Regions from separate parts of the Homo sapiens genome. Here region 2 is linked to region 1. A link is an interaction called in ENCODE POLR2A ChIA-PET data of the cell type or tissue named here. Cell type or tissue: A673. All regions are shown on one strand. Links, peaks and the distances in the headings refer to the core of each region. The heading gives the core; the rest is flanking DNA.

Evidence for each region. Peaks named below come from ENCODE experiments on the same cell type or tissue, not always from the same donor. Only the 100,000 strongest peaks of a DNase experiment are listed, where the experiment ranks them.
Region 2: POLR2A ChIA-PET joins it to region 1 with 5 read pairs; 2 of 35 experiments call an interaction of 5 or more read pairs at or near these places.

The regions. Positions count from the first base shown.
Region 1 is chr21:22,603,805-22,612,339 of GRCh38, reverse strand. No RefSeq gene overlaps it. Among named protein-coding and RNA genes, the nearest start is that of MIR6130, 470 kb to the left of the region's middle. In A673, for the core only: no CTCF peak of the experiment used is centred there; no DNase peak of the experiment used is centred there.
Region 2 is chr21:22,405,679-22,414,213 of GRCh38, reverse strand. No RefSeq gene overlaps it. Among named protein-coding and RNA genes, the nearest start is that of LINC00308, 310 kb to the right of the region's middle. In A673, for the core only: no CTCF peak of the experiment used is centred there; DNase peaks (open chromatin) are centred at 3,933 and 4,443; H3K27ac peaks cover 3,963 bases.

The sequences.
Region 1 (8,535 bases), core at 2,949-6,948:
TAAGAGGACTAGAGTGATATTTCTCAGTCATAATATGTGACATGGAAGGATCCTATGTAAGAAATAATTGGACCTTCAAAGAACATTATTACTTTGTAACAAAACTTTTATTTCTGTGAGTTTTATTCATGATTAAATCCCAGCAAATGGTTCTAAATATAAAAGAACATTATTAACTTTAAATGTAGCTGCAATTCTTGGTACAATATTTTTCTGTAATAGTTAACAATACTATTCATGGTTATATATACATTTTATATTTTCTTAAAGTTACTTTTTTTTTTTTTTTTTTGAGACGAAGTCTCTCTCTGTACCTTGGCTGGAGTGCAGTGTTGCAATCTCGGTTCATTGTAACCTCTGCCTCCTGGGTTCAAGCGATCCTCCTGCCTCAGCCTCCCAAGTAGGGGGGACTACAGGCACATGCCACCGTGCCCAGCTAATTTTTGTATTTTTAGTAGAAACGGGGTTTCACCATGTTGGCCAGGATGGTCTCAATCTCCTGACTTCATGATCCACCCACCTTGGCCTCCCAAACTTGGCCCAGCCAAAGTTACTATTTTCAAATTACTTTGAGAATAGGACAGTCTCAACTTGCAATTTTTATAGTAAAATTATGTCTTAATTTGTAGACACGTTGAAATATTACATTTTTACATACATGGCTTTTAGAAATTATGTTCAGCTTCCAATATTTAAAGGCATGAGTTCCATAAACATACAGAAACATATTTGCATAAATATAATTTTAAGGGCTACACACCAAGAGTGTACTTGTATTTAACACAGATGTGTGATGATCAACATTGGGCTACAGCTCAATCTCACTTCTCTTCAAGGTCTCCAGATATTTCCAACAGTCTCTAAACAGATGACAGATAAGTGCGGACACTTTGGTAATGAATGTCATTGATGGGCACCCAATGACAAGGTGACTCATGCCCTTGAATTTCAAGAAGGTAGAACTATGGTAGGGAAGGGTCTGCTGGACCACAGACCCATACCATGACCAGCAGTGCATAGAGCCTACGTAGGTCTCCCATTCACAGGAGGCTGAGTGAGCAGGGCCCCTTGTATCTGCTGACCTTTCTGCCTGTGAGTTCCATGACAGAGTTTGAAATTTAGAGGAAGAGATTATATAACCTCTTTTCTAGTTGAAAACAGCAAACATTTAAGTTATTTTTTAATTTGTACAAGTAAATGGGTGTGAAAGGAAAATAAATCTTGGGGCCCTCAAATCACAAGCTAAAGGGAAGAGTCAAGCCGGGAACTGCTTAGGGCCAACCTGCCTCCCATTATGTTCAAAGTCACCCCTCTGCTTACTGACATAGATGCATATATGATTGGCTCCTTTGGAAAGACTAATCAGAAACTCAAAAGAATGCAACCATTTGTGCCTCACCTATCTGTGACTTTCTCCCTGCTTCAAGTCTTCCTGCCTTTGCTTCAAGTTGTCCCACCTTTCCAGACAAAAACCAATGTACACATATATTGATTGATGTCTCATGTCTCCCTAAAATGTATAAAACTAAGCTGCGCCCCAACCTTGGGAACATGTCATCAGGACTTCCTGAGGCTGTGTCACAGATGTGTCCTCAACCTTGGCAAAACAAACTTTCTGAATTAACTGAGATCTGTCTCAGATTTTCTGGGTTCACATTTTGGTAACCACGGAGGGATTCTGAATGGAGATGCCCCTGATCTTTGACAAATCTCCTATTAGTGCTTGTTCTGATGTCCCAAAATTTGGTCGAGATCTAAAGTTTATTTTGCTGTACAACTCCTCCTTTTTTGGAGTTTTACTTGCTTCCAACAAGGAAGGTAAGGTTTTCTTTCTTCCATGATGATGGAAGGCAGGTAACTCCTTTATGGAGGCAGAGCTTACTTCCAACAGGAAAAACGAGTTTCTTTTTCCTGCTCTAGCATGGTAGAGAGCAGTGTACAACCTGAGAACCATCAATAGGTAAGAAACTGGTTTGGGATTCTGTCTTGCAAATTCTTTTTAAATGCCTAAAGTTAGCATTAACAACCAGCTGGTGTTAATTTCTGCTTACCCTTAGAGCGCTCAGAAATCGTATAATTTGTGTGATCATTGTTCGTTTAGCAGCATTTTGTCCTAGCTGAAATACTGTAATAAGATTTAAAAAAAAATTGTTTTAAGGAGCTCAATGGTTAAAAGTCAGCTTAACTTTTCACCTCATTTTTTGACTAAAACAGTTATTGCAACAGAAGCTACTCCTGGGTTTTTAAGGAAGAATGTAGTTTAGACACTCAGAAATGTCTTTGTTTCAAAAAAAAAAGGAACTCTGTAAAAGCGTCTCCCTCTAGCACCACCAGACTTTTTCTCTCTGATTTTCACCTGAGCTGTTTCCTTTATTGTGCAAATGTAAGGCTACTTAGCTGACAGGTGCTTAGCATTGTCAAACAGGTTATCAAGAATCTGAAAGTCTATGATAGCAAAAAAATAAATAAATAAATAAAAGAGGGGGTATTTATAAATCTATAAAATGTGTTTTCATTGGCACGCGTAATATGTCTTTATATGCTTTCATGTGTTGTGTACAGAATGTTTCACTGCTAAAAATATATAAAAGAGCTCTAAATAATTGGCTTAAAGAAAAATAAAAGTGCTTAAATCAGATACTGAAAAAGAAAAGACTAGTCAAATGCTTTTTCAATTTTATGTAACAAGTAAAATATTTAATAAATAAGCTAGCTTTAAAATTATTGGTAAAATAATATGAGAAATGTCTTAAGAATTGGCAGCATATGTTTGTGTTTACATTTATTAATCAAACAATTTCATAATTATTCCTATTCAATACTATAAGATGTCAAAATTTGGCGTAGGGGTTACAAAACTATAAACCCATCCCAAAACAGGATGATCTTTGCTTTTGTAATTTTTAATAAATAAGACATTGATATAGGTTTAATACAAATAGCTGCATCTTGAATTTAGTAAGATTACTATAACTTCTAATCCTGTGGCTTTAGGCAGTTTAGTCCACAGACAATAAGGAGGTTTGTGTTGGGAAAGGACTGTTTCATAGCCTTGTTTCAATGCTAAAGTGTGAACTATAAACTAAGTTCCTCCCAAAGTTAGTTTGACCTCTGCCCAGGAATAAACAACGACAGCTTGGAAGTTAAGAGCAAAATGGAGTCAGTTAGGTCAAATCTTTTTTCACTGTTTCAGTTATAATTTGGCAATGGTGATCTCATAACTTTAAATCACGACTATCACAGTTTTCATAAATAATCTAGGTAAACAATTAATATTAAAAAATTAGGTAAATGTAATGGGATAAATACCTATAGACAAACTGGACATAATTTAGAATATAAAGTAATATTAAATTAAATAATAGCTATTTCATTTTCTGGGTATTTTCTAATAAATAGATATTGTAGGAAAAAACATTCTTGCTAAAAAACAAGGTGAACAAGTTTTGTCTAATTCAAAACTTACTTAAAGGTTATATATAAAACAAGGTAAAAGGAACCAAGAAATAAAAAAAGATGTAAAGGAAGTTATAAAAATATAGAAGTATTTTTTTGAGGTAAAAAGCTAAAAGAGAAATAATTTTATATGTAAAAAAATCTTGTGTAGTAAATTTAGTTCTAAAACAACTGTTTTTTTATAAAGGAGGGATGTTCAGAGCAAACCCTAAAATCCAATCATATCATGAAGGCTCAGTGTAAGTCAGAATAAGATAATTTATATAGAAAAAATATGCTTTTATATAATCAAGTTATCATGTTATTAAGTTTTGGTTTGCTTAGGAAAAAATAACAACCGAGATAATTTTTTTTTTAAATTAAGGTTATTACATACATGTATCTCCCTGTGTATGCTTTCAAAGTCCTTGTAACATTGAGTTACAGAGCTTTAACTCCTGGGTCTAAAAAGGACACCAAGTCCGGCTAATTCTTCAACATGGCCAGCAATTAAAGCCTCATCTTCAGGTCCCATAGAAGATGCCAATCTAAATGAACTGCATTCCTGAGACACAGGACAAGAAGTTAAAGCTACTTAACTCCTCAAGGCCCAGAGACTATCGTGGAAGTAGTGGGCATGTAAAATTGTAAGGGCCATTTTAGGAAGATAAAATAAGTTTAGTTCCTCTATAAATTAATCATTAGTATCAAAGGCTGACTGATGAAAAATTAGAATATGGACTCCTGTGTCAGATTAACAAGTTTTTCTTTAAGCATTAACCAACTACTTAATAAAGGTTATAAAGGTTATAAAAGGCTTACAGAAGTTACATTTGATAATCAGGATTAAACTTTATAGATTGTTTGCAAAATTTTGAAAAACAAATATAATTGTCTTCATGCTTCTTTTTTTGAGATGAAGTCTCGATCTTGTCACCTAGGCTGGAGTAGTGCAATGGTATGATCTGAGCTCACTGCAGCCTCCATCTCCTGGGTTCAAGCAACTCTCCTGTCTCAGCCTCCCGAGTAGCTGGGATTACAGGCACGCACCACCACACCTGGCTAATTTTTGTATTTTTTAGTAGAGACGGGGTTTCACCATGTTGGCCAGGCTGGTCTTGAACTCCTGACCTCAGGCGGCGATCCGCCCGCCTCGGCCTCCCAAAGTGCTAGGATTACAGGTGTGAGCCATCACACCCGGCCTCATGTTGCTTTTTTAACACGGCTTTTTATTTAGAAAATTAAGTCTCCTCTCTCAAAGAATAAAATTTTTTTTCTTTTTTGAAATGCTTGCATTATCACTTTGGTTAAATAAATGACTTTACAATGATCTGTAATCCTATTTTGTAATATCAAGTATTTTAAACCATTTACATTTCAGACTTTCCAAAATCAAGTTATAAATTATGTCTTTTTCTAATCTAATTAATCCTTTAAAATATTAGGTTCCCTAAAATCCAAAAATGACATGATTTGGCTTATTTGGTATAAAAATTATACAGGAAGCATTATCTAATATGAAATGGTGTTTTTTGTGGGGGGGTGCTGTAGTTGTATAAATATTTTATTGGTATATGTTCCAAAATTATGGGAAACTCCTAATTCTGATAAAACTTAGTGTAAATTATCAGTAATTATCATAATTGTTATGTTAAAATTGTTGTGTGCCACAGAGGTAATAGGTTTCTTTGTCAATTGTGTCTTTTGACTATGGCTGCCTTAAAACCATTTTTTTTTCATTCGTGGATAATTGTTGTCTTGCTTTAGTTCTCCTTAGAAGGTGGTTTTATAATCAGCTATAAAACTTCAACAGGTGTTCTTGAATGCAGGTTTCTGATAACTTTGGAGATTATGACATCAGAATAGAGGAAAAACTTTCAGGACTCATGGAGAGCTAAAATGTTCATGAGTATCAAGCAGAACATGGAATAACTACATAGACTAATCCTTTTGACTTTTTGTTTAAAACATTGCTGATCTTTTGTTTTGTATTTCAGCATCTTGAAACTTTTCTTTCGAGCTAATGACAGCTTTTAATAATTTAGTATACTCCCATGAACAAAATTTGGAGCATATTTGTTTCTCTCTACCTGATTTCTCCAGAATTTGGAAACTCTGAGTATTCTTAACTTATGGCAATACAGTTATTTGCATAAGTGCAATAAGAATCTGTTTTCATTTGTAGGCTTTGACTGGAATGGTGTGCTTTCCTTTTTTGGTTTTTGTTTTTATTTTTGAGACAGAGTCTCACTCTGTCGCCAGGCTAGAGTGCAGTGGTACAATCTCGGCTCACTGCAAAGTCCGCCTCTTGGGTTTCAGTGATTCTCGTGCCTCAGCCTCCCTAGTAGCTGGGATTACAGGCACATGCCACCACACACAGCCACACCCAGCTAATTTTTGTATTTTTAGTAGAGATGGGGTTTCACCATGTTGGCCAGGATGGTCTCGATCTCCTGACCTCATGATCTGCTGGCCTTGGCCTCCCAAAGTGCTGAGATTACAGGTGTGAGCCACTGCGCCTGGCCTGGTGTGCTTTCCTTTAAGGAATCAAACCTGACTTATGGAGACAATAAAGCCTTTGGAAAAATTTGCCTCATATTTTGTGTACACAGTCCCTGTACAGGGTTTCTGACCCGTGGTAAGTAAAGAATGTCACTTTCTGACAGGCACAGAAGCTACACGTTGATCTTGGAACCTTAAGAGGAGAGGAAATTCACCCCACTCATGGATATTTGATGGCGCAAATCCATGACTGGGCCCGGCTTTAAAAATGTCTTATCTGAGATTCCTCCTATGGAACAAAGTTCCATCAAAGCCAATTTAAAAGCCTATGTAAAAAATAATTATTCTTGCTGCACTGTATACTAATAATTAGACCAAGTATGATAATGCAAACCAGTCCTACCATGATTTTTCTTTAGTAGAAATGGGAGACTGGAGAGAGAAAACATTGTTTCAAAACTAGAGTACATTTGTTATTAGATTCTAGTTTGCCTAATTTTGTTTTCGCTTTTTATTATTTTCTACAGTTTCAGCTAAATTCTAATTTTTCTTGGCTACAAGTCTTCAAAATAACGTTTTCAATTTTTTTCCTTTTTTAAGCAGCAAGCATTTATTTAATTATTTTTTTAAAAAAGTGTTTACAAGTAAATTGGGTACATGTGAGATTTTATTGCATGTATATAATGCACAGTGATCGGGTCATAGTATTTAGGGTGTCCGCCTTCCAAGTGCAATATATTTTTGTTTGACTCTAGTCACCCTAAACATCTATCAAACATTGAATTTTTTTCTTCCATCCAACTGTATGTCTGTACCCTTTAAGCCACTTCTCTTTGTCCTTCCTCCCACCTACCCTCTCATCCCTCCCCGTCTCTTTTCTCTACCTCTCCATTATCTACCTCTGCGACTCTTAAAGGAAGAAGCTGTCTTAGCAAGCATGTAATCTAAACTCATTCTCAGTGCAGAAATTTTCCTTTCACCAAACCCATTGTTCTTTTTTATTTTTCCCGTTTTCTAAGTCTTCCCTCTGAAACACACTATCATAAGATTCAAAAATATTTTTTGTTAATAAACTTGATGCAGAAATTTCTATCATTTTTTTTATTACCAGTTAATTTAATTTATTTTTCATATCCTCTTATCTATTCAGAAGGAAGATATGAGAACTAAAACTGGACATGAAAGCACAATCTCTAGCCTCAAGATATTTGTTTTCTGTTCTGGATAACTAAGGCCCTAAAACACATGATCTAAATTTTTTCCCCAAATCGTATTGGCAAATTGGGAAGCAACTGAAGAATCTGGCAACTCTTGTTCACTCCATGTCACAGTTTGGGAAAACACTCTAGGAAGGTTGGATATTCTGATTGGTCATGTCATATTGAAACAGTCTCTGGCACAATTATTCCCACTAACAAATAATACAACTCAAGTGATGATAAAATATAAAGGGAATAATGTATTTTTCTGCTCAGATGCCACTTTCTCTAAGGAGTCCCTTATAAACCAAAAAGTGGCACTCCAAATGTTCCCTTTATCCTGTTTGATTTTTTTTCACAGTGCTTATGCACCAGCTGATACATCATGTAATTATCATTATGTCTCCCCATTACATACAAGTTATACTGAAGCAGAGACTGACTCAGTTTCAATAACTGCTATGTCTTTAGTGCCTAGAACGAAGTCTGATATATAGAAGGCACTCACTAAACATTGTTAGATCAAACGCAGCTCTTTTGCTTTTATTGAAACAACAAATCCCGGTAATCTAGAATAGTACTGCAGTTCCAGTTTGCCCTAAATAAAAATAATTGAACTTAGAGAAAATAATATTAAACAACTGTAGAAAGTGTCCAGTATTATTATCTTAAATAGGTACCTCAATATTGTAACCCTCTCTTAAAATATGCATTCACACTTAGTGCTAAATATTATATATTCCAATGTAAGAGTATTATATTTCCACCTAGGAAAATAATATCAATCATAATTGAATATGACTGGCTGAACTTTAAACATTTCAAAAGGCATGCGATTTGTATTGAATTCTATTATCAGCATATTAGTCTGCAAGAGCTGCCATAACAAATTATCACCAGTTGTATGGTTTATAAAACAGATATATATTTTTTTCTCAAAGTTCCCAAGGCTGAAAGTCTACGATCAAAGTGTCTAGACATTTGGTTTATCCTGAGGCCTCTCTCCTTGGCTTACAGATGGCCACCTTCTGACTATATTCTCACATGTCACATGTCTAGTGTCTCTCCCTCTTTCTATGAGGACATTAGTCATATTGAATTAGAGCCTCAACTTTGTGACCTCATTTGACCTTAATTACCTCTTTGGAGGTTTTATGGCCAAATATAGTCACATTACGGATTAGGGTTTCAACATATGAATTTGAGGGAGGGGCACAATTCAGTTCATAACTATCAGTTTCTGAAAAAATATAGGGTAATAAAACACTCACATTTTTGCATGGAACGATAATTTTTGAAATAATAAATTGAAATTGAATATTTAAATTGCATCAAGGGTATTAAAAAGGTGAAATATTGAAAACCTTTTCTGCTTAAGATAAATTTTGCATTGTGGTTA
Region 2 (8,535 bases), core at 2,392-6,391, 200 kb after region 1:
ATGAGAATTATGGGAGCTACAATTCAAGATGAGATTTGGGTGGGGACACAGCAAAACCATATCACCATCATAGATTATTATGCCTAATTAAATATTATTGACAAAATTGTTTAGTGATTAAACTCAAAGTGATAAGTAAACTGAAACAAAAGCAAAGAAATGATAAAGGCTTTAGGTGAGGGATACCCCAATTACCCTGATGTATGCCTATATCATTGTATGCCTATATCAAAACATCACATGTACCTATAATAATTAAACATTAAATATTTTAAAAACAGTTGCTAATATCAAAAACAGGTTTTACAAATTAGTGTAGAGTAGATTTACTCAATTAGCCAGAATCTTAGCTGTCCAGTGATTTTAATTTTTTAATCTTAAGCTTAAAAGAGCACATTTGCATGTAAGAAAAATGAAAATTTTATACTTCCTAAAATAGTATTTTAAAAACCATGAAAATTATTGCAAAGTTGAAACTAAGTTGAAAATTAAATTTAATAACATAATAAATATTTATCTAAGATTAAAAGGTCACTGTTAGGCAAAATAAACATATAGCAAGCTTCAATTTATTGATGGGAAATAATTTATTGATTTATCCACTCATTGATTCAATGGATACGTAAAAAGTACTTATACGTGAGCACTAAAGGCACACAATGGAGAAGCTAGAGTGATTTATTTCAAAGAGCTCCAGACCAATTAGTTCTACAACCAGCTACTAATCAAAATTATACACTCTTTGCAAATTGTAGTTTATAAGTCAAATATAATTTCATAATTTGTAATTCACTTTGATACCTTTTCTTAAATAATTATAATTACAACTAAATTAAATTACTAAAATCAAAGACCAGGAGAAAAAAGTTTTGGTAATTCATGGACTTAAACTGAGATGGAAGAGAGACAATAAACTTGTTTGGGCTATGAATTCATGAAGAGATTTGCTCATGTTTGTAGGTTTTCAGTTATTTGTATTAGTTATGGTAGATTGAATGACTACTAATATAGTATATATTAGTAGTTTCCTTATATATGTTTCCTTACATATGTTTTCCTATATTAGTTTCCTTACATATATATTAGTTTCCTTACATATGTGTTGCTATATTAGTTTCCTTACATATGTTTTGCTATGACATTGTCAAAAGAAAAAAATGTGACTTCTATTTTTATTTTATTTTATACATATATTTTTTGAGGCAGAGTCTTGCTCTGCCACCAGGCTGGAGTGCAGTGGCGCAATCTATCTTGGTTCACGGCACTCTCAGGTTCAAATAATTCTCCTGCCTCAGCCTCCAGAGTAGCTTGGATTACATATGTGTGCTACCGTGTCTGGCTAATTTTTGTATTTTTAGTAGAGACAGAATTTCACCACGTTGGCCAGGCTGGTCTTGAACCCCTGACTTCAGGTGATCAGCCCATCTTGGCCTCCCAAAGTGCTGGGATTATAGACATAAGCCACCTTCCTTGGCCTTCTATTTGTATTGCTTTGAAAAATCCACTTAATCATAATTGCAAAATGCTTATGAAAAATTGTGAAAGTTTTCTATACGTGAGTTATAAATGTACTGCAAGAAGCATTGCTAAAATAAAAAGTCCCTCCAGCGTGTGCACTCCCTAAGCTCCCCAAGTTCCCTCTTCCACATAAAAGGAAGCATACTATCCATCCACTTTTGTCACTTAACAACAAATTAAGTTATAAGCCAATGTACAACGATAATCCACCCACATGTAAATAACTTGAAAATAGATTTTATGTGTTCTCGCCATACACACACACACAAATATATATACATATGAGGGAATACATATGTTAGTTAGCTCGATTTACCCATTCTACAATATATACATATTTCAAAACATCATGCTGTATATTATAAACATACACAATTTTTGTTGATAAAAATGCTATAAAACATCAAGGGAGTAAATTGAAGACACAAAAATGGAAAGATATTTCATAATCATGAATTAGAAAAATCAATATTATTAAGATGTCTATACTGCCTAACATTATCTACAGATTCAATACAGTATGTGTCAAAGTACTAATGAAATTCTTCACAGAAATAAAAAAAAATTCTAAAATGTATATGGAACCACAAACGACCTGGAATACCTACAACAATTCTGAACAAAGAGAACAAAGCTGGAAGAAGCACAGTATCTGACTTCAAATTATACTACAAAGCTATAGTATTAAAATCAGCATGGTACTGCCATAAAAACAGACACATAGAACATAATAGATAACCTACAAATCAATCCACACATTTACAGTCAATTCATTTTTGACAAAGTACCAAAAACATACACTGCAGCAAGGACAGTCTTTTCAATAATTGATGCTTGAAAAACTAGATAACCATATGCAGAAGAATGAAATTAGTACCCTCTCTCTTACCATATGCAAAAACAAATCTAAATGTATTAAAGACTTAAATGTAAGACCTGAAACTACTAGAAGAAAACATAGGGAAAATATTTGAGTACATTAGTCTGGGCAAAATTTGTTGAATAAGACCTCAAAAGCACAGGCAATGAAAACCAAAATGGACAAATGGGATAACAAAAATACAAAAAGACAGAAAATAAATGGTGGTAAGGAGGTGGAGAAGGAGGAACACTCATACACTATCGGTGGGATGTAAATTAGTATAGTCACTATGGAAAGCAGTAAGGAGGTTCCTTAAAAAACTAAAAATAGAACTACAATATAATCCAGCAATCTCACTACTGGGTATTTATTCAAAATAAAGGAAATACATCTATTGGAGAGAGATGTTGGCACACCCATGTTTATTGCAGCACTATTTGCCATAGCCAAGATATGAAATCAAACTGTGTCAAACAACAAATGAATGAATACAGAAAATGTGGTATATATACACAATGGATTATTATTCAGTCACACAAAAGAATGAAATCATGATAATTATAACAACATGGATGGAACTGGAGGATACTATGTTCAGTGAAATAAGCCAGGCACAGAAAGATAAATGTTGCATGTTTTCACTTATATATGGGAACTAAAGAAAACTGATCTCATAAAGACAGAGAGTAGAATGACAGTTACCAGAGGTTGGGAAGGGTAGTGGGTTTGCGGGGGGTTATAAAGAGGGGATGGTTAATAGAATAAGGTCTAGTGTTCAGTAGCACAATAGGGTGACTACAGTTAATAATAATTTATTGTAAATTTAAAAATAACTAGAAGAAGAGATTTGGAATGTTCCCAACACACATAAATTATAAATATTTTATGTAATGAATATCCCAATTACCTAGATTTTATTATTACACATTTTATGCTTGTATCAAAATGGTACATCTACCACATAAATATGTAAAACCATTGTTACCAAAAATAAAAAGTAAAAAAAAAATTAAAGAAAGAAAAAAGAGAAAAGTTTACAGAACTGAAAGACTATTATAGATATCTCATTTTTCTGGATGATATATAAAAACTTAAAAGATTAAGATAAATATGTTACTTTAATTGTATACAAATCTAGGATTGAAATTAACTTACAGTAAAAGATACACTATTGATGGGTCACTGATTCATGAAGAACTGAAAGTCTTAAATTAATGATTAAAATAGAATACATTTTGTTTAAGAAACATACCTTATTTTAGTAAGTGTATACCTCTTTAAATCCCAACTTTGACATTTTTATTAATTTGTTTTCATAAATGTAATTAAGCTTAAATAATACCTTTGAAGACCATAACAGAAAAGAAGAGACTGTGTATTGAAATTCAGTAAGAATAACTCTTTATCGTACTATTATCTTTATGACTATTATACAAATGTTAAACCCTGGCGAACACAATCTGCATTTGTATAAACTTTAAGTTACCTGTGAAAATTGATTTCAACTTCTCTAAAAACCAGGTTACAGCTGCTGTTGCTGATTTTGCAGCGGCTGATTTGGAATTCTACTGCTGTGAGAACTGCAGGTGGTAGCTTTTATTATATAACCTTTAATTCAAGAAAAAAGGATCACATAAAATTTATGTTTATATTATATGTAAGAATTGTAATTAAAACTATATATATTAATAAAATTATAAAATATATACATGTAATGTGTATATATATATACATGTAATTTTTGTATATATAATGTAATGTGTATATATATACAATTTTAAGCAATATATTTTACCTCCCTTCATAGCACCAAACTGACATAGCAAAATCATCGGCATTCCTGAATTGTCTATTGAGAGCCCCCAAATTGAGCATCTTTATCCATTCACCGTTAGGTTTTGAATAAATCTTTTAGGTGACAATACATGATTGAAAAATGTTTTGAATGGCAGTGAATGATGATAGTTGAGTATTTTCCAAAAAATAAAAAAGAGAGAGAGGAAGGAAGGAAGGAAGGAAGGAAGGAAGGAAGGAAGGAAGGAAGGAAGGAAGGGAATGAAAGAGATTAAATGTGTTTTTTAAGTCTCCTGGTTTTCACCACTAATCTTTGCCACTGCTTCTGTTTTCAAGCAAGTAAAGTTGAGGATGTATTGTCAGATCCTTGTACAGAAGAAAAGAAGTGAAAATAATGAAAACAATGGCAAGAGAAGTTACTATTTCCCAGAGGAAAAACGCTGCTGTAAAAGGAGCTCATATATTTTAGCTGTGGTGTTAATTTTGAAGTCAGCATGAGTCATTAAATTAAAGTATTGTAATTTGGAAATATATTTAAAATGAAAAGAAATAAAAAAGAGTACTAGAAAATGTACTTCTAATAGTCTCTTTCATTTAAGCAAAGATCATGTTGAAATTTAACCACTCTTAGTACTGAAAAATATTTTGTTTTATTTCAGTTATCTATTAAAATCCAGAAGCATACATATTTTTAAATTTGCTACTGAAACTGAGATCAGCGGATCACAAAGCAGTTTGAAATGAAAAAATCTTAGCTCCATCTTCTAAAAACTGAACCAAAATTTGCTTTTTTAAGAGGATACCATGTGGTTCATGTATACATTAAAATATGAGAAATACTTCCTGAAATATCATTAATAAATGTTATTGAATAAATATTATATTCAACTGCAATATGAACCATATATCTATTTATACCATTGTTTTCATAAAGTATGAAAGATCAAACTGTAATTTGTACCTACAGCACCAAACAAAAATATATCTTTGCCATATGATTATGCATGTGCCACTTATTGACTACAAATGAGAATTAGTTATTATTTAAAATGTTTTTAATGATAAAAACTGAACATATAGTTTTTAGAACAAATTATTATCTTGGTATAAATCCCTGACCTTAATCAATTCATATATCAATGTATATTATATGATAAAATAATATATATCATGGAACAGAAAAAAATCATAGCCAATATATCACTAAAGAATTGATAGTAGAGAAAATTTAACACTTTGTTCATACAAGAGATGAAAACTATGTAGTTATCGCTGAAGGTCTTTTCCATCAAGTTATTCTGACTTATTTGTCCTTGGTGTCCATAAGCCATGTTGGCCACAGGAATAAGTCAAACTTCACTCTGGGAAAGCGAATGATTTATAGTTTTCATCCTGAAATTTAATACCTGAAAGTGATTGCATTGTCACAATAAACCATTCTCAGACCATCCCTCTCATAGAATGTCATATACCAATTGTTTATTTTACAACAAAAGCTATTTAAACTTTTGAGTCAACTAATAACAGTGCTCTGAAACAGTGAAACTAGGAAGAACTGTCTTTAGTTTTTATAGTGGAAACTATTAAGTTTTGAGAGAATGCCCTTACTGTAAATCATCCTTTCTACTCTAGGTGCCATATAGCTATTATTATTTCGGTGACTGGAATGCAAATGGACACAAAGCTAAGTCCCATTCTCTCATCCCATACTGTCAATGGAAAAGAGTAAACCCTGCCATAAACTCTTCGGTAAGAGCAGTAATCCCTTCCCCATAGGAATATAATTTACACAGGTGAATATTCTCCTCCTGAACATTTCTAGAGAAATATGAATCATTTTGACATTGTGAAAGGAAAGGAGTGAAGTTCAAAATCACAAATTTTATTATGCTTCTGTAATAATTTTTCAGCAAGTATACTTCAGAATGTACACAGCTCCTTACTATGCTCAAAAGAGGATTTTTTAAATAAGAAAATGATCACTACCATCTATTATGGCTGCTCTCTTCTCATTTTATCCGTTGAAATCATACTTTTAGCAATAAACTTAAGTAAAAAAAACTGTTCATTTTTAGAGTCTTCATGTCCTTGAATTACATGGTTTAAAAAGAAAGTGAACCGTTAGAATAATACCCAACCTATATTAATTTGACAGAGGAAATTGGCAAGTGAAGATAATTTGGGGTTATGAGAAACATCTGGAACTGAAAACCGGCTACATTCCAAAACCCATTTTCATCCAGGAGTATTGAAAAGGGGGGCGGCCATTGAAGCTGTGACATAGTTTCAATCTGCAGAACATGCCTAGGTAGAATTCCCCCTCCTCTCCTTATGGCTGCATCTATCCAAAGTCCTTAATCGGCACCCACACTCTGCTTATATTTTGCTATTGTGAATGAAATGCACCTGCCACTAAAGTTCAAACTCTTCACATGTGATATTATCTACTAGTTGCTTCTCCAAGGCTGGCTTCCATCACCAATTTCTTTCTCCACTTTTTCACCATCTTGGAAATATGCACTTTCTAGCTTCTATTTCTCCTTCCTTTCACACTGAAACTTACTCACCTCAGGGTGTCTATAATCAAGGGCTTATATTTCCTCCCTTTCCCATCTTTTTATTTTATCAAGCCAAAATAAATCAGTCTTTCCTCCTCACCATTCCAATAAATGTCCTGGTCATTGTCACCAAATACTTTCATATTGCAATGGTCACTTCTCTGTGCTCCACTTACCTGATCTAACAGTGGCATTGAGCACACCTTTTACTTCAATGGTTTTCTTTTTTGAATACCAGAACACCTTAGCAGCCTGTTGTTTTTATTTCTCCTTATGTAGCCAAATATCTTTATTTTTTATTTATTTATTTTTTTGGAGACGGAGTCTCTCTCTGTTCCCCAGGTTGGAGTGCAGTGGCGCGATCTTGGCTCACTGCAACCTCCACCTTCCAGGTTCAAGCAATTCTCCTGCCTCAGCCTCCCGAGTAGCTGGGACAGGCACGTGCCACCACTCCTGGCTAATTTTTTATATTTTTAATAGAGACCGGGTTTCACCGTGTTAGCCAAGATGACCTCCATCTTGTGATATCGTGATCCGCCCACCTCGGCCTCCCAAAGTGCTAGGATTATAGGCGTGAGCCACCACGCCTGGCCATGTAGCCATATATTCTAAATCATCTTCATTATCTTCTCCTGTGTTAAAAAATCTTGACTGCAAATTTCCTAAAGGTTTAGTCCTCAATCTTTATGTTTCCTCTATTTACTGGAATGTATAGAAGTAGCATCAGAAGAAATGATTTTGTGTGTCATGATATGCCATGTGGCTCAAATTCTTATCACCTGACCTCACCGAACACCAGATTCACACACCCTCCACTCAGAATTTCAACCATACTCCATACTGCGACCTAACATGCATGGCTATGGTAACACTATTTCTTTCAATAAACTTTTGCATCTTCCATAATATTTTATTTCAGAATCTAGAAGTCCTTTCTTCAGTTGTTAAACCACTGAGTGAGAAATTGCACTTACTCATTTTTTTCTCTTATTTCCTCCATGTAATATATCAGCAATACCTCCATCTGTCTACCAAAAATACATGCTGAACATGGTCACTTGTCATTTACCTTTATACTTGTCCTTCAACAAGCTGCTATTAACAACCATCTAGGCTCTGCAGCAGCCTGCTAACCATCTTCCTGCTTTCATGTTGTTTACATGGAAGTTAGAGAACAAGGCCGGGCGCAGTGGTTCACACCTGTAATCCCAGCACTTTGGGAGGCCGAGGCGGGCAGATCACCTGAGGTCAGGAGTTTGAGACCAGACTGGCCAACATGGTGAAACCCCGTCTCTACTAAAAACATAAAAGTTTTCTGGGCATGGTGGCGCATACCTGTAGTCCCAGCTACTCCGGAGGCTGAAGCAGGAGAATCACTTGAACCCGGGAGGTGGAGGTTGCAGTGAGCCAAGATTGTGCCACTGCACTTCAGCCTGTGACACAGAGTGAGACTCTGTCATAAAAAAAAAAAAGAAAAAAAAGAATAAAACCAGAAGTTAGAGAACAATTAAAAGTAATGTTATAGTATTATTTTTTCTACCACGTCAAAACTATTCATTACAACGAGTTCAAATGCACTCATAAAAATAAATCCAAACCTTTATTTTTATCTAAGAGCCTGTGAAACCAGAAAATCTGAGACAGATCTCAGTTAATTTAGAAAGTTTATTTTGACAAGGTGAGGGAAGGGTCCGTGACACAGCCTCAGGAAATCCTGACATGTGCCCAAGATGGTCATGGCACAGCTTGATTTTATACATTTTAGGGAGACATGAGACATCAATCAATATATGTAAAAAGTAC